Linked DNA regions of Homo sapiens: regions 1 and 3 are each linked to region 2. A link is a loop called in an ENCODE intact Hi-C map of the cell type or tissue named here. Cell type or tissue: heart right ventricle. All regions are shown on one strand. Links, peaks and the distances in the headings refer to the core of each region. The heading gives the core; the rest is flanking DNA.

Evidence for each region. A loop is a pair of places that touch in the nucleus more often than their neighbours do. Peaks named below come from ENCODE experiments on the same cell type or tissue, not always from the same donor. Only the 100,000 strongest peaks of a DNase experiment are listed, where the experiment ranks them.
Region 1: it touches region 2 in a loop (5-fold over the local background); 108 of 110 quality-filtered maps call a loop at or near these places.
Region 3: a loop joins it to region 2, with 10 times the contacts of the local background. A loop is called at or near these places in 100 of 110 quality-filtered maps.

What each region holds. Positions count from the first base shown.
Region 1 is chr3:186,253,541-186,264,356 of GRCh38, reverse strand. DGKG (diacylglycerol kinase gamma) reads left to right here. Exons shown (of 25, transcript NM_001346.3): 15 at 2,579-2,658; 16 at 3,844-3,918; 17 at 6,418-6,503. Among named protein-coding and RNA genes, the nearest start is that of DGKG, 100 kb to the left of the region's middle. RefSeq lists a silencer at 8,121-8,200 and enhancers at 8,781-8,830, 8,861-9,150, 9,251-9,310. In heart right ventricle, for the core only: CTCF peaks have their summits at 4,445 and 4,645 (motif pointing left); a DNase peak (open chromatin) is centred at 4,646.
Region 2 is chr3:186,535,558-186,546,373 of GRCh38, reverse strand. It overlaps CRYGS (crystallin gamma S), which reads left to right and starts at 1,994. Exons shown (of 3, transcript NM_017541.4): 1 at 1,994-2,068; 2 at 6,777-7,019; 3 at 7,406-7,931. The coding sequence starts at 2,048. The coding sequence ends at 7,678. It overlaps TBCCD1 (TBCC domain containing 1), which reads left to right. Exons shown (of 8, transcript NM_018138.5): 8 at 1-307. In heart right ventricle, for the core only: a CTCF peak has its summit at 5,680 (motif pointing right); a DNase peak (open chromatin) is centred at 5,683; H3K27ac peaks cover 302 bases.
Region 3 is chr3:185,977,688-185,988,503 of GRCh38, reverse strand. It overlaps the pseudogene NMRAL2P. Among named protein-coding and RNA genes, the nearest start is that of TRA2B, 45 kb to the right of the region's middle. RefSeq lists an enhancer at 4,439-4,960. In heart right ventricle, for the core only: CTCF peaks have their summits at 4,603 and 4,808 (motif pointing left); a DNase peak (open chromatin) is centred at 4,813; H3K27me3 peaks cover 1,530 bases.

The DNA of each region.
Region 1 (10,816 bases), core at 2,196-6,195, 280 kb after region 2:
GGGAGGTGGAGGTTGCAGTGAGCCGAGATTCTGCCACTGCACTCCAGCCTGGGCAACAGAGGGAGATTATGTCTCAAAAGAAAAAAAAGAAAAAGAAAAGTGAAACATAAGGCCGAATGAGGGGAGAATCTTAATATGTGAGAAAGCTCTAGACACCTAGAAGGGCAGAAAGGTGGGAAACACACACAGGCGCATGCATATCCACACCCGATACATGTATGCCAGTTGTTTAGGGCAGGCAGCCATCGGGTTGTCTTGCATCTGTTCTGATGGGGCAGAGCCCCCACTGTAGGACTGGCTGTTAAATACGTTGAATATCATCTCCAGAGGTGAGGGTTTATTCCTCAGCCTCCAAGATGCTTCTGGGCATCACATAGTCACCCTGGGCAGGTGAGACAAATTTTTTAGATCATCGGAAATGCTACTATCCTTTTCAAACAACATGGCACTGTGTTTGCTGGACTTTTAGCTTGAGATCTGGAAAAGCAGGCATTAGATATTGAATATGGAGCAGAGCTGTGCGTCCACATTGGTGTATCCTTCCACTGAACCCACAAGTATTTGCTGAGCACCCACTCTTGTGTCTGGTGCTATAGGGTCCTTGGTAGTAGGGTTACACACACCCCACTCTGCTCCCAATGCATTTTAAATCCAGTTGATGTTTTGAGTCATTTATCTAAGAAAGTAAAAAAAAAAAAAAATACAAATGAACAACAAAAGAAACTCCAGAAGATAGTACATGGTGCGTTTGTTTGCTTGCTTGCTTGCTTGCTTGCTTGCTTGTTTTTTGAGATGGGGTTTCGCTCTTGTCTCCCAGGCTGGAGTGCAATGGTGCGATCTCAGCTCACTGCAACCTTTGCCTCCCGGGTTCAAGCGATTCTCCTGCCTCAGCCTCCCAAGTAGCTGGGATTACAGGCATGCGCCACTACACCCGGCTAATTTTTGTATTTTTAGTAGAGATGGGGTTTCACCATATTGGCCAGGCTGGTCTCGAACTCCTGACCTCAGGTGATCCGCCTGCCTCAGCCTCCCAAAGTGCTAGGATTACAGGCATGAGCCACCATGCCCAGCCAATAGTACATGTTTTAAGTGCAATCATTTTAGTTGCAATGATGAAGGGAAACTTCATAGAGATGTCTCTTGAATTGAGCCCTGAGGATAAGCAGGTTTTTGTTGGTGGTGGTGGTGGTGTTTTTTGTTTGTTTGTTTGTTTGTTTGTTTTTCTTTTCCGAGACGGAGTCTTGCTCTGTCGCCCAGGCTGGAGTGCGGTGGCGAGATCTCAGCTCACTGCAACCTCCACCTCCCAGGTTCAAGCGATTCTCCTGCCTCAGCCTCCCGAGTAGCTGGGATTACAGGCACCTCCCACCACGCCCGGCTAATTTTTGTATTTTTAGTAGAGACGGGGTTTCATCATGTTGGCCAGGCTGGTCTCGAACTTCTGACCTTGTGATGCTCCTGCCCCGGCCTCCCAAAGTGTTGGGATTATAGGCGTGAGTGATCATGCCCAGCCAAAAATTTTTTTAGTAGTCTGCAAAGAAGGAAGTGGGCATTTCGGGACATGGAATGGGAGAAGAAACAAGCACGAGCAGACCCATGGGTGGGAATGCAAGAGACACACTCTAGACTTACTAGAGGAGCAAGAGCAGGACTTGGCTGCACCTGCAGCTGAGGGTTAGCAGGAATTAGGAGATAACAGTAGAATAGGGCTAGACTGAAAAGGCCTTTGATGCCAGGTTAGGAAATTTACATTTTATCCACAAAATCCAAATCCTCCTTTAATAATGAGATGTCTTTACAAGTTTTTGGGCAAGAGTGGTATGGCTGACCTGGTGTCCTGGGAAGGAACTGTGTGGGGATGGTGTGCAGGACTTACCTAGGGTGGGAAAGGCACAAGCAGCATGGGGCTGTGGCAGCTACCAGAGGTAAAGGGACATTTCAGGGAAAGACTTGGCAGGACAAGACCTTCCTTGGATGGATGGATGAATAACAGAAACAGGGAACCAAGAGAAAGGCCGAGTTTCATAGGGAGAGAAGATGGGTCATGTATGAGGCATGTTGAGCTTGTACTGATGGTGAGACGTCCAGTCGACAGTACTACCCACTGGCCAGTGAGAAATGTGGGACCAGGGTTCAGGAGGAAACTGGGGCCGGAAATGAGCATTTGGAAGGCGCCAGGGTGGAAGCGGGTGGTTCACTCCACGAGTGCTATTTCACTTACGCGTATGATCAGACGGCCGTGCTTTCTAAGATCATATTCAGCTGTGTCTCCCACAAAATTTCATCTTGTGCTGTAGGTACAAGACCACGTCATCGTTGAATGATTTGAAGCTACAGCATCATTGTCCCATCGCTGATCCTGACCTCAAACCCTCATTTCCGTTAACACTACTTAAAGGCCATTCAAACTGGAGACACTTAGCTACTTAGCCCCTCCGAAAATTCAGCCAGTGGAAAAACACCTGACTGCCTGCCCTCCTGCTTCTCATCTGCCTCTCCGAAGCTGTCTTGGCTTCAACTCTCATCTCACGCCCCCTATTGGATGAAGCAGAGCTAATTTCTTTTTCTTTTACCTTTCAAGTATAAGATCATCCCCACCCCGGGTACCCACCCCCTGCTGGTCTTGGTGAACCCCAAGAGTGGAGGGAGACAAGGAGAAAGGTACGTTCTCTTCTGTTTCAAAGTGGAGCAACTAGGGCGACACGACTCAGGCCCTTCCTCCCCTTGGCAGGAACACAGCAGGCTGTGGAGACAGGCAGACTCAAATCCCAGCACTGCCACCTGCCACTTTATGACCTGGCCCAAGTGACTTAATGTCCCCGGGCCTCGGTTTCTCCCTCTGTAAAATGGAGATAATTATCATTCCTCCTCTCACAGGTGAGAACAGACACGGTGCTTAGCCCACAGCCTGCCACGTGAGCCATTATTAAGACCACTAGAGTTAGACCACGCTCTGAGATGCCTGTGCCTTTCTAGCCTCTCAGATCTCTTGATTTAAGAGATGATGGGCAGCCCGTTGATTAGGACCTGCTGGGCTACCGTCACCCGTGAGAAGCCAGTGCATCCACCTCATCAGTTTGCTGAAATGCCCAGTTCAGCGGAGGCTAGAAATTGCTGAACAGCACAGGTGGACAGGGAGAATGGTTAAAGCAGCTCTGCCTCCCAATTCCGGGATCATTAACAGATGGCACCGTGATCTGGAATCCAGGTTAAAAAATAATAATTAGTAGAGTTAAAGCAAGAACTATGAGGACCCCCACCCCTGTCCAAGGGGCAGGACACCCCTCCTGAACTGACCTGACAATTCCAAGCTGGAGCCAGGAAAGCAGGCCTGGGTGCAGTCACGGCCTCTCAGCGCCCTCCCTCCCCCACAGCCCAACACCACCTCCTGCGTTTCCTCCTGATCCCAGGACTGCAGGGGGCCTCTCCCTGGGGAGGAGGGGGTCCTGTGATGCTTTTGTACAGTCTGCAGAGGGCAGAATCACACTGCCTAGACCATACAGAACATTTGGGAGAAGGTCTCTGTGGAGGATAAAGCTTTAGAATGAAAGTTCTGTTCTCTGGGTTTCTCTGCCCTGTCCTCTTTGTAAGGGGCGATGCTTCTGGGCTTAGGAGCTGGAGTCTAGGTTGGTAGTTCAGCCTTGAACCGGGAGTGATAACACGGGTGATGCCAGGTGGAACCTGGACGCCAGGGTCAGCAGGCAGTGCCCTCCCCTCCGGGGTTTAAATGAACCCTCATCCCTGCCACCAGTGGGCTCCAGAGGTGTTTGCCCTAATGTGACTTCTCACGATGACATATTCCTTCTCTGTCTCTCTCTCTCCCTCCTTTTCTTTTTTTTTCCATAGAATTCTTCGGAAATTCCACTATCTGCTCAACCCCAAACAAGTTTTCAACCTGGACAATGGGGGGCCTACTCCAGGGTATGGAGATCACAATCTTTACCTCTTATTTCTCCCCCTCCCTTTTAAACTCCAATGAAGATGCCTCTTTTGTCACCTTTTTTTTCTTTCGTCTCTCAACTTGTTCCTTCCTGCCATTTTACTCCCTTTCTCTGCTTTTTCTCACGTCTGACTCTGACTCCTGGAGATACTCAGGATGCCCAGGAAGGCTAACTCTGTTTGAGAAGTGGCCTCCTGTAGCTTGTCCTAGAAAAAGTTATTTTATAAGAGGGGGAAAACTGCACACACCTTTCATTTGATTGACAGGAGGAACAGGCTGGTAAATTATTTTAACTTATTTGCAAGGCTCTGTTAGCTGGTGTCTTCATACTGAATCATCAGAGAAGAGAAAGTTTTCTTATCATTGTCAGTCAGCAGTTTGGAAATCTAGACAGTGACTCAGAGTTCTGCCTTGGTGTTCCGTTGTGGGGTCATTTTAGGATCAAGACAATTACTTGTTCAATGGAATCACTTTTGTTTTCTAAATCATTCGATTTTGAGGTTGTTTTGCTCCTCCTGCCACTTACTCATTGGCTATTCTCTTCTCGTTAGCATGGGGTTGTAAAGAGGCCTGGTGGGAGGCGTGGTCCCTGTGTCTGCGGCTAATGGTGAGCTGCAGGTCTCTGTGATGCGGCCCCTACAGCACCTGGGCTAGAAGGCCAGGAAAGCCTGGGCTTCCTCCCAGTCCGGGCCGGTGCTCGAGAGCCCTCTACTGGCCGGCCCCGGGCCCGGGGCTGTCTGCATACTCTGGGCTGGGCTTGCCCAGCACGCAGCCATTTGCCCAACCTCCAAACCAGGATTTCTGCTCCGGGTTCAGCTAGACCCCTCAGAGAGGTTGGAGTAAGGACTCTGAAAAGAGAATTTGACCCTGTCTTTGGTTGGCTGACACCAAAGCTATTGTTTATGGCAGCGGTAGTACAAGGCCCAGTTAAAAAGAGAAAGAAACATAAGTGCGGATTCAGTACACCTGCCATGATTTACCTGTAAAAGTAATTTCAGAACAGAGCCCACCTCTGTACACCACTGCAGTTGCCATCACAGTCACCGTGATTGCCATCACTGCTGAACAGTACAGCCTTGTGACGGAGCAGCCCCCCACAGACACCTTTACCAGCCCACTGTCAAAACTGGCAGACAGTCCTCCAGCTTCACCTCGTGTATTCTAAATTGTTTTCATCTGAGACGACGAGCCAGGTGGCTACTTCCCGGGCTGATACGCCCTGAGGGTCTCTCATGCGCATGTCACTCTCTAATCAGACAAGCTGCCTAGCTGGAGGGAGCGTCTGTTCAGAATTCACTTCCCGTCGGAGAGTCCCGTCGGAGAGCAGAGTTCTGCAAGAGAAGGAATGTTAATTTGCCTACACATGCATCAGTGATTCTGAAAGCTCCAGGGCTCTTCTCAGACCACCAGGCTGGGCAGATTGGAAATATTGACCTTAGGCTTCCCAAGTTCCACCCCCAAGGTGTCCGCAGGGCACATTCATTCTAAAGCAGAGGTTCTTAACTTTTTTGTGCCAGGAACCCCCTTGGCAGTCTGGTGAAGCATAGAAACCCCCTCTTGGAATATTTCTTAATGCATAAATTTAATAATAAAAGGTGACCAGGGAAACCATATCAAAAAACAGTTATTAAAACAGTAAAACAAATTAGTGATATGAGAATATATGAGCTTCACCAATACGTCAAATAGGAAGACCCAGAAGTGGGTCTAATAACTACCGTAAATTCCAAGCAGTGATGAGCATGGCAGTGGTATGAGGCATCTGTCACAACCATAATGAAACACTAACATGGCTGTGATTTTGACCGCTGACAAAGTCATGGGTATGGTTCCAACCTCTGTGGTCTGTTGCCTACATGCTGAATTGAAGGAAATACTACTAATTTCAGTTTGAGCTTAGGGAAAATAAGAATGTATTATTTTCTCCTCCAAGTTAATGGCCCTCTGAATCCAATCCATAGAACCCTTGGAGGTTGGTGGACCCCAGGTATAAGCACCCTGCTCTCCAGGGTTAAGGCTCCTGAGAAGAGAAGGGCATCACTCCACTCACTGTGGCCCACAGGAGAGTGAAGAGAAGATCCAGCAAATTCGGTGCATCTTGCTTACCAGGGCGGGTGTCAGGACAGAGCAGGCAGGAGAGCCCGAGAGGAGTGAAAACACTGGGGGCTATTTGTATTGACGCCAAAACTCTGGACTCCTCTGCGTAACTAGTACAGAATTTCTAGAAAACCATTTTCCATTTGTGTCGAATGTTGAGTCAGATTATCCTTGCACAAGGATGGCCCCCTTGGCCTTGGCTCCATATTCAAGGCACTGCATAGTAACTTCTGGTTTCAGAACATTGAGTGACCCTTTCAACCACAAAAGGAATCGAGGTCTTAACATACTCCTGGGGAACAGGGCAGACTCTGACTCAACATGTATCAATGTCAGCTGCAACCTAGTAACAAGCCCATTTTGGCCTTTCTTCTTCTTCCCAGGTTGAACTTTTTCCGTGATACTCCAGACTTCCGTGTTTTGGCCTGTGGTGGAGATGGGACAGTTGGCTGGATTTTGGATTGCATTGGTAAGCATGGGCTGAGAGGGCGTTTGCTGCTTATTTATAGTAAGCGTATTTACAATCAGCAGAAGGCAATAAAAAAGAAAGAGACATGGAGCCATGTCTGTTCATCCTTGTATCTTCCCCTGGACCAACACTTGACTAAATATTTGCTTTGGGTGGAAAAAAAAAAAAAAAAGAAATAAGACAATCGAATGATTCCCTCCAATACGGAGGTAACAGTTTAGTTTCAGGCCTTTCCTGTAAAGCAGATCTGTCATGGCTGGGGTTTGGGCAGTGGCAGGACAGGCCAGATTTGGGGGGTGGGAGGACAGGAGTGGAATTCTGGGCAGACCCTTTGGGGTTGGTAAAGGCCAGAGAACTAAGCATAGATCATAGCCTGGGACAAATCACCTTGAGATGAACACCCGGAGCCTGAGTCCAGAAAGTGCATCTAGAAAGTACAGATCAGTGCAAGCAAAGAAGGACCACACTGAGCTGTGTCCAGTAGAGTACATCTAGATAAAAAGGCCCAGGCCAGAAGGCTGGTAGCCTGAGTTCTACCCAGCTCTACCTGGATCTGTGGGTCCTCGGACACATCAGCCCCAGTAAGTGATGGAAACTGACTGAAATTCTGGGATGGAAGCAGAGTCAAGATCTAACCCTACAGAACCCAGACAAACACTGCAAAGTGTAATATAAGGACAAGAAAGCGGCCGGGGGAGCACTGGGGAGGACAGTCATCAAAGTCAGAGACTGGGCCCTGAGCGATGAGCCCTGGGCTTTCCATTCTTCATCCCAAAAATGCTGCCTGTGCTCCATGATGTGTCAAGCTCTCCCCAAGGCACTGGAGATACAGCAGGGAATGAACGGACAAAAATTCCACTTTCATGGAGCACACCATGTAGAGGAAAGAGACAGGCAATGAACAATTAAATAAGTGAGACATAGTATGTCAGGAAGTGTTTAAAGTACAGCAGGGAAGGGGCACAGGGAGCTCAAGGCTGCAATCTAACACCTGACAGAGAAGACAACATTGGCATGGAGATCTGGAGGAGGGGTGAGTCAAGTGGATACCTGAGGAAGGGCAGTCCAGGCAGAAGGAACAGCAAAGACGAAGGCCCTGCAGTGGGAGCAGGCCAGGCTGCTGGAGGCAGGCCAGCATGGTCAAAGCAGAGTGGATTCGAGAAAAGCTACAGCGGATGAAGCAGAGGTGACGAGGGGCCAGGTGACTAGGACATATAGGGCATTCTATGGAATATGGCTTTTATACTGGGAGGGTCCCATGACATTGGATGGTTTTGAGCAAAGGAGGAACATGACAGATTAAGAGAAGAGGGCAGAAGCGGGGAGATCAGTTCGGAGGCCACTGCAGCAGTCCAAGTGAGAGATGTCCAGGGCTTGGACCACAGGAGAAACAGAGTGGTGGTGAGAAGTGGCCAGCTTCTGGATATCTTTAGAAGGTGAAGGCAATACGATTTGCTGACAGACTGTATGTGGGAGATGAGAGGACGAGGGAAGTCAAGGACAAGCCAGGACTAGACCGTGACCAGGGCAGAGAAAGCCGTGCCTCCGGGGGCTGTAAGTAGACCACCTAGCTGGGCGAGAAGGCTGCAGGACCGTACACCTGCCGCCCGCCACTCCCCCGGGCGCTTTGGTTGCCATGGACACAGCCCTGCCAAGCAGCCACCCACGCTCTCCTGTCACCTTGGGCTCTGGAGTTGTTTGTGGGAGGAGGGAGGAGTCCTCCGGGAGCCAAGGAAGGAAAAGCTGATCTGCAGAGGGTGGATGGCTGCGGTACCGGACTACTCACACGGCTCCCTCTCCACCATGAGGGAGAAGTAGGCTTTGGCGGAGAGCTTTATGCAGTTCATCCGCAGAGGACACAGGTGATAGAAGCTGCTCAAAACAGAAAGAAGGAAGATCACAGAAGGAGGAAGAAACATTAGTTTTTTTCACAGGTTAGTGACCCAAAGAGAAAAAAGCAGAAGCAAAAGGGATAACTGCGTAAGATATTCATCCGTTCACTCTCATTTCAGCACTTGTTCAGTGCTCTGCAGCGCCCCCCCATGGTCCCCTCTCTGATCTGTTCTCTCCCTACACCCATAGCGATCTTTCCTGCATGTCACTGGGTGCATGGTGTGCATAAAGCACACCAGTGGCTTCCATTATTCTTGGGATAAAGACAAAACCCTTGAAGTAATCTACAGGGCCCTGGGTGGTCCAGCTGCTGCGCACCCTTCCAGCCTTATTTCTACCTCCATCCCTCTCCATCTGGACTCAGGTCCCGGCCCATCTCTCAGACCCCTGGGCGTTCCAGTCTCCCTTGCACCTCAGGGCCTTCACACAAGTTGGCCACCCTGTCTGCAGTGCTGCCCCAGCCTTCACTCAGTCAGCTTCCACTCCAGATCTCAGCTGACATGTGGCTTACTCAGGGGAGCCTCCCCTGACACACCCACCAGCCTCAGTCACCTTCTTATACGACAGTGCTCCTCTGTTTGTTTTCCAACGTGAATGTGAAATGATGCATTATCTCCATGGATTCCTCATTATTATCTGTCTGTCCCACTGGACAGTCGGTAAGCACCATGAGAACCCAAGCCACGGCTTTTTTGCCCACTCTCAGAGCCGGAGCACCTAACACTGCATCTGCATATAGCAGGCTTCAGTCGATATGTATGAAGATGCTGTGAGAATGAGACCCAGTCCCCCTCGGGGAGGTTACAATACATTCAGGGAACAAACAAGGAGATAATTACAAGAGAGTACAAAGAGATCATTTCTGGTGCTAAGGAAATATTCTGACGAGGCACCAGGTCCAGGCTGGGGCAACTAGGGAGGGTCTCCCAAAGGCAGCTTCTGAGCTGAGCCACAGAGAGCTTTGTGCTTTAAGGAAGTGAAAACACTTGAGAACGGTTGACATGTTGCGTGGGAGGCAGGATGTGCAGAAGGATGAGGCTAGGGAGAAAGGCAGAGCCTGCTTCCTGGGCCTACTGTGGTAGGCTATGGGGCCATGAGGAGCCACACAGCCCCATCCCAGAAGTGAAAGCAGTGAGCCAGTGCGAGGGACTGTGGTTCATGGACTTCCCTTCTTGGTGAAAGTGTGGGTGACACACTAGGAGGGTGGAACTGGAGGCGGAGAGAGCCGAGAGGAGGCTGTTGCAGCGATACCAGTGGGAAGGAATCATACCTGCACTCAGGCATCACCATGGGGATAGAGAGAAGAGATTGCTTGGAGATCTAGTAAGGAGACAACACATAGAATGTGATATGTGAATGGATGTGTGAGGGAAAAGGAAAAACCTAGGGCGGCATACAGCTTTCTAGCCTAAACACCATAACAACAGTTGACCTGCCGAGGTGGGGACACAGAAGAAGGGGCAGACACAGGAAACAAGAGCCTTCTAGGCAAAGGGAGCAGGCTGTGCAAAGGCAGGGAGGCAGTGCTCTGAACACATGTTCTGAGGACAACGAGAGGGGCCATTGCATTGTTTTGCTCTCTATCTCAAGCCTTCCAGTGGCCATCTCAGTCCTGGGTCTTGCCTGCGCTCAGCCATTTCTGATATAGGTCAGACAACCTGGAGGACCTATGAGCTCCCAGTTTGCCAGGACAACCCTAGCTTGAGCCTTCCCTGCTGATTCCTGCATCTCTCCTCACGCCGCAATCACATTGCTCACATCCAGGGGCACCATGCGTGCTGAGGTCTCATGGAAATACCCACCCACCCCCAAGACTGATGGATGCCTGTGCCCTCTTCAGCTCTCCCAGCCTAGACAATATGCCACGGTAGATCTGAGGCCAGATGAAAACATGTTCTATTGTGCTTTCTCTGATGGTTCTGTCTGATGTCCTTCACAACTGTCAGAAGAGGAATAATTAGGAATCTGTGTCATTGCAATTCTGAGAGGTGGTGGAAGTGACAAACTGGTTGTGGGGGCCAAATAACACCTGGAGGTTTTGTTCATTTAGCTAATGTTAGTTTTTAAACTTTTAAACTCGAGTGGTGAACAGTTGAAGGTGAGCATCTTCAGCTTGTCCAATGTCCCACTATTCCCTAGTGTCCTAGCCCCACCTGTTTTACTAATCTGTATACCTGCCTGGCCCCTGAAGAGAGGAGGGGAATGGACTTGGAGCCATAGAGATCTGGGTTTGAATCCTGGCTCTGGAATTACTTTCCCTGTCTGCCATTCAAGTATTGACCAGGCCTAGCTGCTGCAGTCAGATGAGATTGAGCGTGTTCAGGGTAGAATGGTTGTAGACTACTTTCCCTCTGTCAATCTCAGTTTCTTCAGCTACTTGAAGGAGGATAATCCCTTACAAAGTTAGGCTGAGGAATAAA
Region 2 (10,816 bases), core at 3,308-7,307:
TGTTAATATTAAAGCAACTGAGTGTAGATTTGCAACTATAGTGTGTATCTTCATTTGTGTGATGAAAGAGTTTTATTCTTTCTAGAGTTAAATAAGAGTTTTATAGTTCTTTGTAACTATTTAAAAGGAAATTGCTACTCCTTTTAAAAAATAATTGGAAAGGAAGTATGATTTGTTGGTATATAGACATAGAAATAGTTTTATACTATATTTTAGTCCTTAAAGTATGGAACTTAATGAAATTGTTTAAAAAAATCTTTATTTTTCACTTCCTGCTTCAAATTTTCAATAAACAAACTCTAAAGAATAATTTCCTTTTTTTGTAAAAGATAAATCTTTAGTTTTAATTTTAGAAAAGGTTTCCAGTGTCATTTCTCAAAATAACTAGTAAAGTTTACATTTACTTGGGAAAACCTTCTTTCAGATAAATGAGTGAAATTACCAAATTACCAAATGAGTGAAATGAATCAGATTGCTGATAAACATTGGTTCATATGCTCTCTGGCCATTTAATTAGTATTTCTATCAAAAAACTCTTTTGTATTTCTAAAGTAAAAATTAACCCTCAGAATGTTTAATTCTAATTGAAGTTTACATGGTTTTTATTTTAAGATGAAATTCAAGGAGCAGACCATTACCAAATAAACACTGGAGTAATAGAAATATATTTTAGATATTGCTATTTGTTAATGAAATAAATGGTACTCAGATACTTTTTTTAAAGTTTTAAAGTTTTATAAAATTTTATAAAATTCAGAAAACCAAGCATATAGCTTAATATTTTCTCAATAATCTTTATATTAAGGCACATTTGCCATTTTCTGAATTGACCATAATACATCCCATTTATTAAAATATTTGTTAGTTTTGTTAACAGAAAGATGAGGAAGTTTGACTTTTGAGAATATACTTGATTTTGAGAATATACTTGATCAGTTAAAGTTAAAAATGGAGAAAAGTTAATTTATTGGGTTTTTTTGTATTTACATAAGATGCAATCTCATTCCTAAAGTCAGAGGTGTATTAGGGCCAAAAAATGTTCTCCGATCATGTTCCAATGTTGTATTGTGGGCAAAGAAGACCACCTAGCCAGTAGCTTGTTGTGTTTAGTTAGCTAACCCTTGGCAAATTCAGGAGTCCCACAGTCACTTTTCTACATACGGTGGCACCCTTCTTATGGATTAGAGCTCTTTTTTTAAAAAAAATTGTGTTTTGAAAAAAATTAAATAATAGTTGCAAGAATAAGTCAGTGAACTTTAACATACCCTTTATCTAGATTCCATTCACCAGTTGTTAACATTTTGCTACATTCTCTTTACCACTCAACATGATAGTATTGTTTTATTTTTGCTCAACAATTTGAGAATAGGTTGCAGACATCTTGAACCTTTCTTCTAAATGGTAGCATACATGTCCTGGAAACAGACATACTCTTACCTAGTCATAGTACAATGATCAAATTCAAGAAGTTAAACTTTGGTACAATAGTATTATCTAATTTACAGTCCATATTAAAATGTTTTCTGATTGTCCCAGCAGTGTCTTTATAGTGACTTTTTTCCCCAAACACAAGATCATGCATTGCATTTAGTTGTCATGTAAGTTTTGTTGCGTTTAGAACATGTCACTTCTGTCCAGAAATAGAGGTAGTCTTCTGACTCTTACCTCTCACAAGCTTTGTTGAAGAAAAAGGACATTAGGAATTTCAAAGAGGCTGCTTAAAAAAAAAAAGAGAGACTCTTTTGTTCTTAATTTTTACAACTTTGTCTGGGTTTTGGTTTCTTGACTCAGCAAAGTCTGTAATGCAGCCCTGCTTGGTAAGCATTAAAGGCGGTACTGAAGCTTTCCTTTATTTTATAATCCCAGTTGTTTTTTCTAGAAACCATCAATAGCGTCTAAATGACTGACTCAATTTTTGGATCCTATTCTCATGACTAAGCAAATGTTTGACTGAAACCAGCCCATATAAATGTCACTGTGCCTCTAACTCTCTGTAGCCATTCCTGAATTTCTTTCAGCACTGGGAAAACCAGTCTATGCACCAAAAATGTCTAAAACTGGAACCAAGGTAAGTAGTCATATTGATTTTTAGCCTACCCGCTTTTCACCTAATGATGCATTCAACACACAGAAAAGCTTTTGCTTCTTTGCCTAGAGGTGAGTATGATAGTGGTTAGAGAACTGGGATTGAGAGAGAAGATTAAGAAATGCTTATTATATTTTCCACCCTTAACAGAATTACCGAACACTTTATTAAGGGTTTATCTTTATGTATGGTGCTATGTTAAATACTATACAGGTAATTTATAAATATCATTATTATTTCTGCCTTCTAGCAACTAATATTCTATGCAACTGATATTCTCCATAGGAATAAGGCATGCTAATGGGGATTATATTGAGCAGAAAACTTTTAATAATCAATTAAAATTTTGTTTTCTGAAATTTAGCCTCAACCATTTGTGTTCTAAAAGGCCAAAGTGGATGGGCCAATCAGGTGAATAAAGTCCTACATCTCTCTTCCATTCAAGCAATTATTTTTACTCGTTCCTCAAATAAAGTGCTCCCTTACAGTCAGAAAATTGCCTCTAAAATATTTAACTCACAATTACTGGATTGGAAATTATTCTTTCAGGTAGGGCTTTGGGAATGAGGGAATATGCTTTCATTTTCTTTTTTGCGCTTCCACTGATGAGACAAAACTGCTGCCTGATTTTTACCCCCAGCTATTTGAAAATTTTCAAACCCATTGAATCCTCAAAGAATGGCAAAGAAATGTTGAATGAATATTTGTATATCTTTCACTTATATTCTCCAGTTGTTGACATTTTGCCATATTTGGTCTCTCCTATTTCCATCTCTCTTTATTAAACCATTTGAAAATTAGTAGCAGATTTTATTATACTTTTGCCTTAAGTATTTAGGCATGTATCTCCTAAAAACAAGGGCATTTCCCTGTATAAACACTGTATCACTAGCATGTCCCCAAGAGTTATCATAAATATAATAGCTAATATTGAGACCATATTCAAATCTCCCCTGATTGTCCCCAGAAAAGTGCTTCATGGTGGACTTTTCCCCTAATACAGGATCCAGTGAAAAACATGTATTGTAATTGGTTGTCATGTCTCTTTATTCTCTTTAGTTTTTTTTAGCCTCTCTAAAAATGTCCCTCTACCCTTTTTGTTGTTGTTCTTGAGACATTTTTCAAAGCCTAGGTTAGATGTCTTTTAGAAAGTCTTGCAATCTAGATTTGTCTAATTGTTTCCTCATGTTTAGATTCAGAATAAATATATTTGGCAAGAAAGCTACATAGGCAATGTTGTGTACTTCCTGTTGCATCAGGTCAGAAGGTACCTGTTAACTTGTTCTGTAATTTATTAGTGCTTGATTTTTTTTTCATTGGAAAATAGAACTAATAATCATGCTTGTCATTCAGGAGGTTTGGGGAGAAAAATTAGTGTCTTCAGTGCTCTGAGGTTCTTGAAAATATACCATGCAAATCCCACTAAAAAAGAATTTTTGGTCCTTAGAGGAGGGATATCCATGTATCTTGAGGTAAAGCTGTTCTACAACCATCTTAGATGAAAACATCTGCTTTTAAAGATTTGCAGAGTAGTAATAGTGTACTCTTTTTTATTTATAGATGAGTCGTTCATTTAGTTAAATAACTTTTGCTTGCTAGGGTAAAGGAGATAGTAAATTATTTCTTACTTTTTCTCATTGCTTCTTCCTTTCCCACTATCTTGATAGCAGTTTAATCAGAGGAGTTATGGGCTTGGCAAAAGGAATAGATTTTACTAAGTATGTTTTCATTACTTCTGGGATACTCAAGATATTTTTCTCTCTGCTGCATTGGATTAGTAGGCCATTTTTCCAAAAATAAACCTGATAATGATAGGAATTTTGTAATAATTTCTAGGAAAACTTTCTGCACATTTCTTTAGCCTTCTCTACAAAATATTTTGCCCAAAGGTCAAAACCTCTAGGCTGACAATAGCATGGATTTCATGGTTATTCTACAAAAAGAAATTGAGCACAGCTAGGTGCAACATTCTCTGGCTCTGAGATATAGAAGGTCTCCCACTGAAAGGAGAGCTTAGTCTTGGAGCTCAGTAATGATTCCATAGCAACAGGATGAGGGCTTTGTTTCAACTTTTGGATGGTTGGCTGGTCTCCTGGGAGGGTGGACATCAGGTGACCGTATCAGGCATCATGTATCTTTTTACTTAGCAGATATTGATAATTAGTCACGCAAATGTGCAGAAGGCAGTAAATGTGAGAAACTATGAAGTGAAATAGATGGTATTATTAACTTCATTTCCCATAGGATATCTTTTGCAAAGGCTCTTTTTAGTGACTTGTTTGGTCAAAAACCAAAGGCAAATAGAACATATGAATTAAGGAGTTTAGAATCTATCCATTCTTAGAGAAGTTATTTGACTTTCCTAAAGATCTCTCCACAGGTCATGAGGAAGAGCCCCTGAGGCTTAGGCCCAGCCTTGGTCATTGTCCAAGAGAGTAAGTGCTGCCATGTTAAACGAAGCTAACTGGGCAGGCAGAAAGACAGCAAAGGAAAATAAAGTGAACAATAGTTTACTCACCAGGAGTTTTGCACTGCAGCCCACCAGCTTGTCTGCAACTAACTTGTAACTAGGTAGTGACATTAGGCCAATCACTTAACTTCTTCATCTGTAAAAACTGTAGCAAAAGCTTATTGCTAATCATGAGTCAGCTATTCAACTAAGTACTTTATCAACATCCCCTTGGACCCTCAGAGCATACCGTCTGCAAGAGACACTATCATCCTGTTTTGCCAATGAAGAGCTGTAGAGAAAGGTTCATTGCCCTGTCCAAGGTCACGTAGCAAGAAAGCAGTAGTATTGAGACTTTTCTTTTTTTTCTTCATCCGTAAACTGAGGTACCATATATCTAAATCTGTACTGTGCTAAGATGGGAAGGGAACTGAAACACATAAAGAAATTTGGGCAGGGGATAAAGGAGAGGAAGTAGATGATTTAGGGGTGGGAAGGAAAAGGGACCCTTTTAGGGAACAGGAAAGAGAATAATTGAGATAAATGGGAAGGGAAGGGAAAGATTAAGGTGGAGGGAAACAATTATTAGTATATTAGTATCTAGATAGAAAGAACTACCCAGGATAGAGGAGAATGAGATTTTATAGCTTTTTATGAGTCATTCTTCGTTTCTTCCTCTCATTCCCTCCATCTAATTAGTCACCAAATCCTGAAGTTCTTTACTGTTTTCTCATCATCATTCACATTGGAGTTGCCTTTTGGTTGGCCCTCATCATCTCTCACCTGGCCCACAGCAGCCATCCGTTTCTAGGCACACACTACTAAGTCCAACTCACTCATAATCACCAAAGGGATTCCAGCATGATTCTGGTGTCATTTTTCTGGCTTTATTTTCTAGTACTTCACCACATATTCAATATGTACTGGACTTAATGAACTACTTATTGTCCCTATAATGGGCCATGTTCTTTCACTTTATTCTTTTAAACATGTTTGTTCCTTTTCATTTGCCTCTGGAAAACACCTACTTATCCTTCAATGCTCAGCTCAAAGATCCTCTCAAGACAGTATCCGGCTCTGCTCCTTTCATCTGAAATGACTCACATAGTTTTCGCCCGTGAAATCCATAAAGTAAATCAGCCACAAGGTGGCGGCATAATGCCAGGTAATTAACGGTTCGAAGCATGACACCTGTGGTTTCAGTTTATAACCTAGCATTGATCTGAAATTCCATCTTAAAAAAAAAAAAGATGAAAAGATTGTGGAATTATTGAATAACAAGGGACAAGCTCTGTAGCTCATTTGTAGTTTTCATCGTGGTTTTCAGGAACTGCTTGGTGAATCCTTGGGAGTTCCTAGGAACTCTGTCTCCTGTTTCAGCCAGAAAAGCTCTGAGAGTTGTTTTAAAGCCAGAACTTCCAGTCTGCTGTAGTCTTCAAATAGGAAGCTGAAGCTCAGAGAGGTGGCTGGATGAAGATAGTAAGGCTAATTGTAGAGAGGGAGCTCTGTAGTCCAGACTTACTGTTTCTGCTTTCACAGGGCTGCATATTTTTCAGTGCCATCAGAGACTTACCCCAGGCATTGTGGTAGAAACTTGATAAGCGTTGGAGGCAAAGAGGATTCTTATCATTTTGTTACTTTGCAACTACTCTGTTGGCAATAAACTAATAATAAAGAACATGATATGATACATTTTCATGTATGAAAGCTCTACATCTATCTAAAATAAGCTCTGTAAAGCTAAGGTTCATGCTTTATTTTTCTCTATGTATCCTCCATATCACCTAGGAGTCATCTTCATGAAACAATTATTGAAGTCAAGTGATGGGCACAGAGGATTGATAGCTCAAATAAGGCTTGGTACTTGCCCTTGGAAAAAGTATGCTAGGATTCTGGTGGGAGGGGTAGACATATAAATGGATAATTTATAATATGATGTAAGTACAGAGAGCTGTGGGAACATAAAGGAAGGAAAATGAACTTGAGTCTGAGACTGCTCACTTCTATTAGAGCCCTCTTCTGTTTTGCTTCATGTTCAGCCTTCAGGAAGAACTCATTTCTGTTGTTGACAACTGAAGTTGTCTGTCAGAAAGCAATGTTGTAAGGTGACGTACAGCTACATATTTTTCCTCAAAATTGAGGTGAAAGGAATTTCTAAAGTAGGCATTATGTTCTTAATTTTTATCTGTGAATTAAGCCACCCAGCTCCTCAGCTCTTTCTCTGTTGGCCCTCTACTTCAGATTACTTTCTATGAAGACAAAAATTTTCAAGGCCGTCGCTATGACTGTGATTGCGACTGTGCAGATTTCCACACATACCTAAGTCGCTGCAACTCCATTAAAGTGGAAGGAGGCACCTGGGCTGTTTATGAAAGGCCCAACTTTGCTGGGTACATGTACATCTTACCACAGGGAGAGTACCCTGAATACCAGCGTTGGATGGGCCTCAACGACCGCCTCAGCTCCTGCAGAGCTGTTCATCTGGTGAGTCTGGGGACTGTGTACTCCCTCTGTTTCCCACGCCCTCTGTCCGCTTTCTCTTGCTTTTAGGTGAACATTTTCTTGAGTCTTCTCTACCTCTTAATGAGTAGCTGCTTGTTGGCTGCTGAGGCTTGAGTAACATCTTAGAGCAGCTCATCACTAGAATGACTACACTAATTTCCAGGGTGCTGTCTCTGCCTCTTGAGTGTTTTGAAGAATTAATTTTTTCTTATTGAAAGTTAGCTGTTTTAGTCAGTACATGGTGAGATGGGAGTTCAGATCATCTAGCTTTCAAGGTGATAAGTTCTGAGCAATACTGTTCTCTAAGTTCTTGACCTGCTGGTGATTTCCATAATGGTTTCTGTTCATTTTCTCCTGTGTCTTTTCAGCCTAGTGGAGGCCAGTATAAGATTCAGATCTTTGAGAAAGGGGATTTTAGTGGTCAGATGTATGAAACCACCGAAGATTGCCCTTCCATCATGGAGCAATTTCACATGCGAGAGATCCACTCCTGTAAGGTGCTGGAGGGTGTCTGGATTTTCTATGAGCTACCCAACTACCGTGGCAGGCAGTACCTCCTGGACAAGAAGGAGTACCGGAAGCCCATCGATTGGGGTGCAGCCTCCCCAGCTGTCCAGTCTTTCCGCCGCATTGTGGAGTAATGACATGAATGGGGCCATATTCTTCCTGGGGCCCAAATGCTGGCTGGCCTTGTGGTCCAAATAGGCATCATCAATAAAACAGTTGGCATGCATCCCACTGCTGACTATAATGCCTCTCCTTAAATGCTTCTAGGGACCAGCAATACAGTGCTCGCCACAGTGGGCAGTCACACAAAGCTACCCATCTGCCAGATCACCAATCTAGATCTTTGTGCCAAACAAAATGAGATCTCATTAAAAGGTTAGAAAGTCATACTGACATGTGGTGGTTCCTTTAGCTTATGTTTTGCATTAATTCAACAGGCACAGTAATAATTGCTACCATTTATTGAGTGCCTACATTATTTCATTTTCTCCTTACAACCCTGTGAGAGGTAGTTTTTCGGTATTTTATAAATAAGGAAACTGAGAGAAATTTAAAATGTGCCCAAATTCACCAGTTGGTGGATGGAGGAGCCAGGATTCAGTCCAGGCTACTTCTGCTCCCAAAGTCATTGTTCTGCTTTCTAACACATACATTCAACACATTGGCTGGAGATCTGTGCATATAGTGTCTGTAGAAGCCCCTGAAAATTTTTAAAGGTAGAAAAGACGGGGTCCTCTGATGTTCCAGTTGAGGGGACAGAGTGTCTATCAAGAACAGCCAGTGAAAATAGGGTTATTATTTGAAAATGGTGGAGCCATAAGCCATCTGAAGTCCTTGTTTAAGATCTAAAGCCTGCTATGTTAGTTACTTCTCAATCCTAAGTTTAGATTTTTTGTGTAAAGAAAGGACATATTAAAAGTGTCCCTACATTATAATAGTTGAAATGGAGTTTTATCAAGTTTTACTTGCTTTGAGTAACCCCTGAGATTTTATTTAATCTTGAAGAGAAGAATGAAGAAGGAAACAGTATGGCCAGGAGTATTTAGTGAACATACAAGTGAACCTGGGGATATGCAGAATGCACCCATCTGTAAATGAGATAGCAAAGCCCCTGTCATCTAGGAGCCTTCCCCAAAAGGACAAATTAGAATTGCTAAATTTCCCTTGTGTATACTCTATAGTGCACAGTGCATACTCACCCCAAAATATGTTTATTCATGTTGTTATCTTCCCCTCCCTTTTGTCATTTTGTCTGTTTCAAGTGAGAGACTGAAAAAAGTGGGTGTAAGTAAGGGAGGGAAACCTGACAAATGGAGAAGGAATGGGAGGCCATTTGCTGAGCTGCAAAGAGCTCTGGCCTGTGAGCTGACTGCAGCCATCAGCTCTGGATCTTGCCACCATACCATGAAGCTACCTTTCCTTATCTCCAAAACAAGGGAGTTGAGCCAAATGCTCTCTGGAGTCTCATCCAACACAAACATTCTAATTCCCCAGACACCAGCAGGAGGACATTAAAAAACTAGCTGATGACCAAGGACTACTGACACTTACTTTTAGAGGCATAATTTCTGGAAGTGACCTCAGAAATCCACTGATTTTTTGCCAAAGAAATAGGCTGTGATAAGTAAGTTAGTATCAGTCTCTTTTCTCATATCAACTGCTTGCCATGTTCTTTGGTGAGTTGGTCACAGTCTGTTCAACTAGAAAAGCAGTTCTGGCAGCAGGGTAGGAAAACAAGAAGTGTCAGGATGACTAACCACAGTTTCAGAGAAGTAGAAGATGGCTTTTGACAGATAAAAGCAGGATTATTATTTTGGAGTGTTGCATGCCTCCTGGTTCATGCCTTGGTCCAGAAAGAGATTGCTATCATTTTCTCCAGTTGCAGACACACCAATCAACTTTCTGCTTAAAAGGAATTTGACTAACAATTGATATTAGAGGTCAAAAACACTTTATATCCTTATCTATCAGTCAGTCCCAGCTCTTTTGGTAGAACATTCAGCTGTTAGGACAAGAAGCTGGTGTCTTACCTGTCACCCACACCCAGAACAGCACCTGATAATTCAGTTATCTCCCCCTACCTTTTATTGTTTTATCGCTCTGAAATGGGGGATCTCAATAAAATAAAGCAAGGGCACCCTTAAACCATTTTAACCCTATTTCCATCACAAGAATTTCTCTAAGACAAGTCTCTGAATATTCCCATATATGGAGCTCACTGTCTATTGGGATAGAAAAATAAACATAAGTATGTCCCAAATGTTACATGGGACATACTTACACTAAGAAATTGTCATTTGTCTGAAATTCAAATTTAACTGTATCCTATATTTTTATTTGCTAAATCTGACAACCCTACTTCAAGGACAAGGCAAGTTACACAGGAGTGACATGGGGCTAAGAGCAGAGAGTGGTGCAAGCTGTGAAAATGAGCACATTCCCCAATAGAAGGGCATTTAAATACTTTTTTTTTTTTTTAAATCACTACACACCAACAAAATACATCTGCATCTGAATGTGGCTTGTGGACCACCAGTTTCCAATCTTGGCTGTAGGACAGCTCTGAATATCAGAAATTGTTTTTTAGATTGAGCCAAAATCTGATCCCTGAAGCTTTCAACCTGCAATCCTAGTTTTCATCCATAGGATATAGCTCTTTAGGTATTTAAAGATGCCTCCAGTTTGCTTCCATGCTGGCATTTCTACACTGAGCAATGCCTGTTTCTTTCATCCTTTCTCTCCTCATGTGTGGGCTCCCAGACTCCTCACCATCCTGGTGCCTCTCTTCGAGCTAATGGTCATTTCTCTCTCCCCACTGTCATAGCTGTATGTAGTCTGACCAGTGCAGACTACAGCTGGAGGATTATGTTCAGTTCTTTCATCTTTTTTCTCTGATCTATGCTGTTCTTAACTAAGCTCAGCTCTCCCTGTGGCCCAGCCCTGATATGGATGACTGGCTACCTTTCCCTAAGAGCCAACTCTCCAGTCAAAGGGCTAAAGAGTTCTCTTCCTCTTTGGGTAGTTAGACAGAAATGGATTCAAATTCTGCCACTTCCATATGTTAGCTCTAAGTCACATAATCTAACATGTATATCCTCAATTTTCTGTGAAACTAACATAACACCTAATCTGTGGGCATTAAAATGAGATAATATGTGAAAAATATGTAGCATATACAGTTAATTCTCATTATTTTCTGTAATTATACTCCATAAAAATACCTCAAACACTGAATTGCAAATATTGAATTATTGCTCTTAGATAAAATACTA
Region 3 (10,816 bases), core at 2,838-6,837, 560 kb after region 2:
TGCTTGTATTTTGGAGGCTCCATCAGATGTGGGTGGGATGGGGTTTCCAATAGGATAAGAAAGCACAAACTAGGCACTACAGAATGTGTTGTTGAATTTAGAGGCAGTGTGTCATTGTAGAAAGATCCTGGGTTTAACAGCTAGATAAATCTGGGTTCAACAGCTAGATAAATCTGGGTTCGAATTCATTACTTTTCAGCTGTGTGACCTTGGGCAAGTCACTCGACTCTCTGGGCCTCAGTTTACTTCTCCATAAAATGGGCATAAAAATACTGTACTGATTAAGGTGATGATAGCTGCTATAATAAACACACACCCTCAAAAATGTCAATTGCCTCTAATGTTATGGAAGTTTATTTTGTGTTCACATAAAATTGAAAACAGGTGCTCCTAATCTGTGAGCCGCTCTCCTCTAAGAGGGAATTTAGGTGGCTGGGCTCCACCAAAGTCATCAGCATGGACATCAGTCCAAAGGTGAGGGGAAGATGATGGAGGACTGTGGCAAGTGGAAGAGATTTATGCCAGGCCTAGAAGTGTCACACACCACTTCCACTCACATGCTAGTGTCTAGAACAGTCCTACAGCTGTAATTAATTTTTTAATTACAGTGTTTTTGTAATTGCAAAAAACGCTGAGAAATGAGGTCCAGCTGTGTACCAAAGAAGACAAGGAAACCAAGATTGGTAAACATCTAGCTAGTCTTTGCCACATACACCAACTTTTCAGGGAGATACTAAGCTTAAATAAAAGAGTGACTATGAGGCCAGGCGCAGTGGCTCATGCCTGTAATCCCAGCACTTTGGGAGGCTGACATGAGAGGATCCCTTGAGCCCAGGAGTTCGAGACCAGCCTGGGAAACATGGTAAAACCCTGCCACTGCTAAAAAATAATAAAAAAAATTAGCCGGGCATGGTGGTACATGCCTGTAGTCCCAGCTACTCGGGAGGCTGAGGCAAGAGGATCACTTGAGTCTGGGAGGTCAAGACTGCAGTGAGCTGTGATCATGCCACTGCACTCCATTGTGGATGACAAAAGAAGACCCTGTCTCCAAAATAAGTAAATAAATAAATAAAAATGATGACTATGAAACAGTACAGTTTTCAACAAATGTTGGTTACTTGCTTCTTTCTTTTCCCCATGGCCAAACATTTGCCAGAAGCAATGAGGGAATGCTTTATTTGTAATAACACAGATAGGAGTGAGGCCTGCTGACAAGCTCCTCAACCCCTTCACCCCACAGCCAACACCCACTACTTCTCTATAAAAGGGGCATAAAAATACTGTACTGATTAAGGTGATGATAGCTGCTATAATAACACCCAATAGTTCCCCACTGCCAAAGAGGAGGACCCTGGCATTCTGTGGGTGCTCCTTCCCCTCGTGATCAGGCCAGTCACTCACGATACCTACAGCTTCACCAAGTCCCAGCCCTTCCACAAAATCAGAGGGTTCAGGAATTAATCCTAAAGTCAGAAAACCACCATTTAGTAATAACTGACACAAGTTACATCTGGGGTTTTTTTGTTGTTTTTTTTGTTTGTATTTTTGTGACACAGTCTCGCTCTGTCGCCCAGGCTGGAGTACAGTAATGCGATCTCTGCTCACTGCAACCTCTGCCTCCCAGGTTCAAGCGATTCTCCTGCCTCAGCCTTCCAAGTAGCTGGAATTACAGGCATCCGCCACCACGCCTGGCTAATTTTTGTATTTTTAACAGAGACGGGGTTTCACCATGATGGCCAGGCTGGTTTGGAACTCCTGATCTCAAGTGATCCGCCCCCCTCGGCCTCCCAAAGTGCAGAGATTACAGGCGTGAGCCACTGCGCCCAGCCACAAGTTACATTTGACTGTCAATGTGTTTCTATTTAAATGTATTTGTATTGCCTTTAGGTGGGTCGCACGGTCTCCTGTCGGTACAGTCGCCACCACTCCCTTCTGTGCTACATCTGGCTTGTTTCCTTCATCTACCAGCCCGGCTCTTGGAAACCTTTGGGTTTGATCCCCCAAGACCTCCTGAGGGCTCTCTCGATTTCCACGCAGGGCTTCCACACTCAGCCCCGTGACCCCTGTCTTGCCCCCCGTTAGCCACGCAGATCCACGGCCTTGCCGGTAGCCTGAGGACACCGTGGCTCCGCATTCTCTTTCTGCACATGCGCGAATGTTGAGCCCGCCCTCCGCCAAGCACTGCCTTGTCCTCACCCCAGTGTTAGTTTCGTTATTCTCTTGTGTGTGCATCTGGGAGACAGGATTAACAAGCAATATCCTATGGAAAGTTGTGGTTTCACAGCATATGGGTAGATGGGTTTCACCAACTTTTAGAGTTGATCTTTATACAGTGTTGCACATTAGCATTTATACATTGTTTCTAAGGAGAATATGTCCAAATTCCAAACAACTGAATTCTGAATGAATCTGATGACCGAATCCTTTTATAACTTGAGAACTCTGCCCTTGTGTGGTCTTGATGGGACTTCAGAGCTGCAAGCGTCCCTTGGTTGGGAGGGAGGATCGAAGTTCTAGTGTGTGGTGAAAAGCTCATGGACTTTGGAAACATACAGACTTAGATTTAAATCCTGACTCCTAATAACTGTGACTTTGAGCACGTTACCTAAACTCTGTGAAGTATGTTTCTTTATCTATAAAATGAGAAGATAATCTTTCTTAGAGTGTCGATATAAGATTCAATGAAAGTGTATACCTTCATCTCTTAGAGTGGCTAGGACGTAGTAAACACTCATAAATAATTATTATATTTGTTATAAGGAAGACAGGACAATCGATAAATAATATTTGTTAAATTTTTAAAATAACTCTTGCTTATGTAAAAGTTCAACATAAAAGTAACAATTTTTTTTTTTTTTTTTGAGACTGAATCTTGTTCTATCGCCCAGGCTGGAGTGCAGTGGCGCAATCTCGGCTCACTGCAACCTATGCCATCCAGGCTCAAGCGATTCTCGTGCCTCAGCCTCCCTAGTAGCTGGGACTACAGGCACGCATTGCCACACCCGGCTAATTTTTGTATTTTTAGTAGAGATGGGGTTTCACCATGTTGGCAAGGCTGGTCTCGAGCTCCTGACCTCAAGTGATCCGCCCGCCTCAGCCTCCCAAAGTGCTGTGATTACAGGCATGAGCCACTGCACCCGGCCAAAACTAACAATTTTTATTATGGAAAACTAGGGGAAAGAAGAAACTTAAAATAAGGAAAATAGAAATCAACCAAAATTTTACTTCAATGAAAACATTTATTAACATTTTGGCATATTTTTCCTTCCAATGTTTTACTATGTATATGTAGTTTACACAATTGGGATTAGGCTAGATATAATGCTGGATATAATCCAATATTTTTCACTTAAAACATAATTTTTCTCAGTAAAAATTCGTCACAAATGCTAGTTCTAAAGAATTTACAGTTTAAAGGAATTTTTAAACTTCAATAATTTAATTATCCATTTCTTAAATGCTGAACATTTTGCTTACTTCTATATTTTTGCTCTCATGAAAAAATACTTTCATATAAAATCCTCAAAATTATATTTTTATCTATATTTGTGTTTATTTACTTAAGATGGTTTCTTAGGAGTTTTGCCAAGTAAAGGGTGTGTACATTTTTAATCCTCTTGCAACACTCAGCGGGGCAGCCCGTCAGAAATGCTATAGCAGCCAAGGTGCAGTGGCTCGCGTCTGTAGTCCCAGCACTTTGGGAGGACGAGGCAGGCGGATCATGAAGTCAGGAGTTCAAGACCAGCCTGGCCACCATGGTGAAACCCCGTCTCTACTAAAAATACAAAAATTAGCCAGACGTGGTGGCGGGGCGCCTGTAATCCCAGCTACTCAGGAAGCTGAGGCAGGAGAATCACTTGAACCGGGAGGCGGAGGTTGCAGTGAGCCGAGATCGCGCCACTGCACTCCAGCCTGGGTGACAGAGCAAGACTCTATCTCAAAAAAAAAAGAAAAGAAAGAGAGAGAAAGAGAAGAAAGAAAGAGAGAGAGAGAGAGAAGAAAGAAAGAAAGAAAAAAAAGAGAGAGAGGGAGGGAGGAAGGAAGGAAGGAAGGAAGGAAGGAAGGAAGGAAGGAAGGAAGGAAGGAAGGAAGGAGAAAGAAATGCTATAGCAACTTCTACTCGAGATGGTTTAAAATTCATGTTATTGCCTTCCTGCTCACTCCTATGAGGAGTCCAAGTCAGGACTACATTGCCAGAGTGTTCTGCTCTGTTACTTGGGAGAATGGACAGTGCCTGAGGGCCGTTCAATACGCACTTCCTAACAGTGCCCCAGTTTCCTTTTAGTGAATTGTCTCTGCCCCTTGTGTAGTCTTGATGGGATTTCAGAGTTGCAAAGGTCCCTTGGGTTGGGGAGAGGATGACAAGCAGTGTGGCCAGCGGAGAAGCCAGCAGCAGGAGCACCAGCATCCAGCAAGGCTCGGCCCCGGCTGCCAGGCGGAGAAAGGGCAGGCCCTGTGCTCTGCACTCCTGGAGCAGGGTCTGAGACCCCTCTATGCAGAAGGCTCACCCTTAGCCTGAGGGCCTTCCTCTGCATGGGGCGAGCCAGTGCTGGAGTCTTTGGATAATCCCTTGGTCCTCCCTTTCCTTCCCTTAATCTCAAATCCGGCACGGAGAAGGCACTTCACCCCAGAGAAGGTGACCAGCGCATGTCTGTCGAAATGGCCACGGAGGGTAACCGACAAGGCTTTAAGATGCGCCGTATAACTATCTCCTTTGGCTTTATTCCCCAAAAAAGCCCGGGGAAAAAATCACCTGGGATGAGGCTGGAGCGATCCTTTCTTATGCTGGACTCATACTGCCATCTAGTGGTGGGAGAAGGAAGCTGGGAAGGGACGGGACACCGGGCAGCGGGCGGTTAGAGCAAGATGAACCTGCAGTCCAGGAGGCCAAGGTCAGGCGACACTGGGAACCGCCCAGGGGGCACTTCAGAATTTTGGGAGGCATATGAAGGAGGCAAGGGGAGGAATTATGCTCAACAATAATTATAGCTGTTTTTTTGCCGGGCGCCGTGGCTCATGCCTGTAATTCCAACACTTTGGGAAGCCGAGGAGGGCAGATCACCTAAGGTCAGTAGTTCGAGACCAGCCTGACCAACATGGAGAAACCCTGTCTCCACCAAAAATACAAAATTAGCTGGGCGTGGCAGCGCGCGCCTGCAATCCCAGCTATTCGGGAGGCTGAGACAAGAGAGAATCGCTTGAACCCGGGAGGCGGAGGTTGCAGTGAGCCAAGATTGCACCATTGCACTCCAGCCTGGACAACAAGAGCCTCTGTCTCAAAAAAAAAAAAAAAAAAAAAAAAAAAAGAGAGAGAGAGAGAGAGAGAAGAGAGAATAATTACAGCTGTTTCTTGAGCACTTACTACCTGGCAAAGACTATACAAAGTGCCTCTCATGCTTTCAATCTTTCAGTCCCCCCAGCAGTCCCCAGTGAGGATGGGGAGACCAAGCCTAGAAATCAAGTAACTTGACCAAGTTCACACAACTTGTCAGTGGCAGAGGCAATCAAATCCAGGATTATCTGACTTTGTAGCTTGAATTTCTAGGGTCATTTCTGGAATCACGGAGAGAGATCTTCTGCATCCTTTCTATTCCATCGCCCACACCCCCAACCCTAATCTACTCCTGGACAACAAAGGGTGCTCTTGTTCACTGAGATGCACGGCCCTATTTCCACCTTCTGTGCCTCTCTTGGGTCCCCAAGTCTCTACCTGAACAACTGCAAAGGGAATCCTTTCCCTCCTTTGGCCTGGAGACTGTTGGGCAGGACTGGGAGAGGATAGTGGGTGGAATCTTTTGTCCACTGTCAACAAATATTAAAATGTCTCAGACTAGTTGGAAGTTATTTTCCCTTCTTTGTTATGTGAGATTGAGGTCCCTAAAGTGCACAGTCTCATTTCAGATCAGCCACTGCAAAGTTTGGTTCTAAATCCTGGAAGGACTTCTCATGCTTTCCAGGAACAATTGTTGGGACTGATCCATGACAGCCCTGGCCTGTCTCAGTCTTCTTTTTTTTCTTTTCTTTCTTCCTTTTTTTTTTTTAAGAGATGAGGAAGTCCGGGCATCGTGGCTCATGCCTGTAATCCCAACACTTTGGGAGGCTGAGGCAGGCAGATAGCTTGAGGCCAGAAGTTTGGGACCATCACTTGAGGCCAGAAGTTTGAGACCAGACAGCTAAGCCCTGTCTCTACAAAAATACAAAAAGAATTAGCCGGGCATGGTACTATGTGCCTGTAGTCCCAGCTACTCAGGAGGTGGAGGCAGGAGGATCACTTGAGCTCAGAAGTTTTAGGCTGCAGTGAGCCATGATTGCACTACTGCACTCCAGCCTGGGTGACAGTGTGAGACCCTGTCTCAAAAAAAAAAAAAAAGAGAGAGAGACAAGGAAGGTCTCACTCTGTCTAGAATGCAGTGGCATGATCACAGGTCACTGAAGCCTCAAATTTCTGAGCTCAAGAGATCCTCCTGCCTCAACTTCCCAAGTAGCTGGGACTACAGGCACACACTACTATGCCTGGTTAAGTTTTGTTATTTTTTTTAGAAACTGGGTCTTGCTATGTTGCCCAGTCTGGTCTCAAATTCCTGGCCTCAAGCAATCCTCCCACCTTGGCCTCCCAAAGCGCTGGGATTGCAGGTGTGAGTCACCATGCCCAGCCATCCCGGTCTTAAAGAACCAACCTGCCATCCCAGCAAACACACAAAAAGTCCAGGGACCCTTGGGCCTATAGTCACTCTCCACATGGGGGACCCTGAGGTTATTTAGGGAACAGCAGTCGTTCTTCCTGTCTGGCCCACCCAGATGAGTAATAAGTCATCTATTTTTAGTTTAGGGTTTTGTTTTTCTTTTTCTTTTCCCTTTTTAGAAATTTATCCAGGCCCATTTCCCAGGGCTGAGCACTTAAGTTGCACTAAATTTATTGCTGGGGACTTGGTACTTTGAAAAGGAGAGTGGTCCTCAAATGCACTTCAATTGTGATTTCCCCCCGAGATAAAAATTTGCTTGCAACAACTTCAACATCATTTATTCAATACTTATCCCTGGGAGTTCTAAAAGAAAAAAGGCTGGCTTTTGCCACCACCAAGTCTCTCTCTCCTGAGTGAGATTCCAGGCCAAGGGCTCTCACACAGGCACCACCATCTCTGTCCTTGCTCAGGGACTTCTATCATCACATGCTGGATAGTGGGGGAAGCCCCCTTCCCGGAAGTGGACAATCGCTCGCCCTTAAAAAGTATCAGTTGGTAGTTCTTTTGGGGGGATAAAAACCACACCCCCCAATTCACACAACCAATGCACCTGTTTATTTATTTACTTATTTAGAGACAGGTTCTTACTCTGTCACCCAGGCTGGAGTGCAGTGGCATGATCACGGCTCACTGCAGCCTCAACCTCCAGGCTCAGGTGATCCTGCAACCTCAGCCTCCAAGTAGCTGGGACCAAAGGAGCACAACACCATGGCCTGACTAATTTTTTTTTTTCCAGAGAGAGGGTCTCACCATGTTGCCTAGGCTAGTCTTAAACTCCTGGGCTCAGGCGATCCACCCACCTCAGCCTCCCCCAAAGTCCTGGGAGGACAGGTATGAGCCACTGTGCCTGGCCACTCTTTTCTTGTAATGATAGAATTAACTATTTACTCATTTAGTCAATCAACATTTATTGATCACTTATTATGTACCAGGCACTGGGATAAAGATGACTGTTAGTCACTCACAGTAAGGAAGAAAACTAGCAAATAAGACGATTACAATATGATGTAGAAAATGCTAAGCCAGAGATATAGAAAGGTCCTATTGGGTCCTTCTGTCACCTTGTCTTTCCACATCCCTACCCTTCACAGGCCTTCCCTCCAGCTTCCTGCCCCCGCTCCCCACTGCAGATCCCCTGGATTTTGCCTAGAGCTAAACGAGGAGATGGGCCCCCTGGCCCTGGCATGACTTGAACCCAACCACAGACTGGAAAGGAGCCTTTCGAGAGTGGATCACTTTGATAAGAAAACACATAGGAATGAAGAGAAGTCCACAAATGGCCACCCGTGCTGGTGCTCAAGAAAAGTTTGCAGAATGGATAAATGAAGGATCAAGGAATTAATAGATGAATAATTGAATGGTGGCTCAATAGATGACTTCATGAATGAGTCAGAAAATAAACTTCCAATCTTGAGGCAAAACTGAATTTTAGCATTTCCAATGCTTGTGCTTGTTCATTGAACACCATGTTCCCCAGAAAATTCTCTACAAAGATGTTCATTTTTTTAAGTTAAAAGTACTTAAAAGTTCACTGGGAATTTTGCAATGCAGTTGAGAAAACTGGAGCTGCCTAGGGGAATTTCAGCATTAGGGCTTGAAATTACTCACCCAGGAGAAATCCCAGTATAATCTGCCCTCCCATTAGTGGTAGGAGAGAAGCTCCAAGTTCCGAGGCTTCTCATTTTACCAAACAGGTGTACCACCCTTATCACTAACTAGCAAGTTAAATGTGAATCAAATTACCGTGTTCTATCACCAATGCAGTGCTTCCTACTGAAGAGGCGACCGCAGGAAATCCTTCGGTGTTGCAAACAATTGCATTCCAGCATGTTCTGTCAACATGAATGTTGTGCCGTAAAGAGGAAAAGGATCAGAGAGGAAAGAGGCTGTGTGGTGCAGAGGCCTATCTGAACAGCTGATTTTCTACATGCCCTTGAAGGCTCCCTGGTTCTCTGAGATAAACTGGCTGAAGCTTTTGACTTTGGGATTTAGTTGGTGGGTGAGATTGACATCTCGGTCTGGCTTCATTTCATAGAAACGACACATATTGGCTATTTCCTTTGCTGCAGGGAATCCCAGCTTCTCGAAAGCTTCCGGGGTAATCTTTTAAGAACAAATAAGAAGACAGAAAATGTTATAGCCCATACTTAAAATAGTTTGAAATGACATTATTCACCTTAATGATGACACAGGTCCATAATTCTTTTTTTTTTTTTTTTAAGACAGTGTCTCACTCTGTCACTCAGACTGGAGTGCAGTGGTGCGATCTCGGCTCACTGCAACCTCTGCCCTCCGAGTTCAAGTAATTCTCCTGCCTCAGCCTCCTGAGTAGCTGGGATTACAGGCACCCGCCACCACGCCCGACTAATTTTGTGTATTTTTGGTAGAGATGGGGTTTCGCCATGTTGGCCAGCCTGGTCTCAAACTCCTGACCTCAGGTGATCTGCCCGCCTCTGCCTCCCAAAGTGCTGGGGTTACAGGTGTGAGCCACAGCACCCAGCCAGGTCCACAATTCTTTAGCCTAACTCCAAAATCCAAGAGACTCTAAAGTTTTTTTTCCCCCATAAGCCATTTGGCAGCAAACTGACCTTTTTGAACTAAATTAGTGGCAAACCTGATCTAACTATGTGAAGCTATTTATGGTCTTTAATCATACCATTTAGTGGAAACATTCAAATATTTGCCTGCAGAGATATAGATGTGTTTGATTACAGGTTCCTGCTCCAGCCCGTGCTGGTGATGTTATATATGTAGACAATAACCTATCTAAAAGCCGAAAGATTCCTAAAGCTGAATTGTTTCTGGCCCCAAGCCTTTTGGGTAAGGTACTGTAGATCTGTACCAGCCTTCATGTGAATAGCACCTCACAGTGCTCTTGCCTATACTTCCTCTTCGTATTCCCCCACCAGCCCTCTGAAACCGTCCACCCACCTGGGCCTCCATGCGGCATCAAGATCCCCCCTCTCTGGCACCAGGCTCTCCTTCTCACCTGGCTGATGGCCCATCCATCCTCGCTCCCTTTCTTGGTTAGAGGTCTGTATTTTACCTCCAATTGCCCCAGCCTTTGCCAAGGCCAGGCCCAAGCAGAAATGGAGCCCATCCCACGCCAACTGAGCTGCCTTCTGTCACCTTCCATAAAATCCACTCCTTGAATCCTTTCTAACACTAACTAGATCCATAATTCCCCCTACTGAATTAGCTAAAAATCATTTCTATTGGATCCAGTATAATCTGTCTTTAGCCCTCAGAGATAAACTCTGACTTTGCAATTTTACTTGGCCTTTAAAAAAGGTGACAGACACAAACAACTTAGGCAAAACAATGATTGTCACATGCATTCATAATAATGAGAAAATTAAGAACAACCTACATGGCCAACAATACAGAAATGGTAGAATTAATTGTGGTACATCTACTCTCAGAACATAATGCAGTTTAATGTTTTTGGAGAAGTTTAACAAAATAGAAAAATTCTCATAACATTAACTGAAAAGGCCAGAAACAAAATGGTACATTTAGTGTTATTTTAACTGTGTTAAATATATGCATATGTATATATATGTGTGTATATATGTATACATTTAATACAATAATACAATTTAATAATTGTATTAAATATATACATATATACACATACTTATATATACATATACATATGTATATATTTAATACAATAAATATATATAAGTATATACAGTATATACATATATAGATACTTATATATACTGGAAAAAGACAAGACAATCTGTCAAATCTTAACAGTAGCTATCTCTGAGAGATTGAACTACGTGTGATTTGTATTTTCTTTTTCATAATTTTCCGAGTTTTCTTCAATAAGCAGTTGCTATTTTTGAAATCAGAAAAACGTTGAAAATTTGAAGTGAGTTTGGAAATAGAAGTCTATGTGAGAAGCATGGAAGATTCTTTCATGTCTGTCTCCTTGAGTCACTCTTTCATCCATAACTTTGATACCACATGTACTTCAGTAAAATAAGGGATTCTTTTACTGCAGATTTTTGAAGGAAAGAGGTCTGTTCTGTTATGTCTCACTTTCTGAGAAAACCATCTTCCTT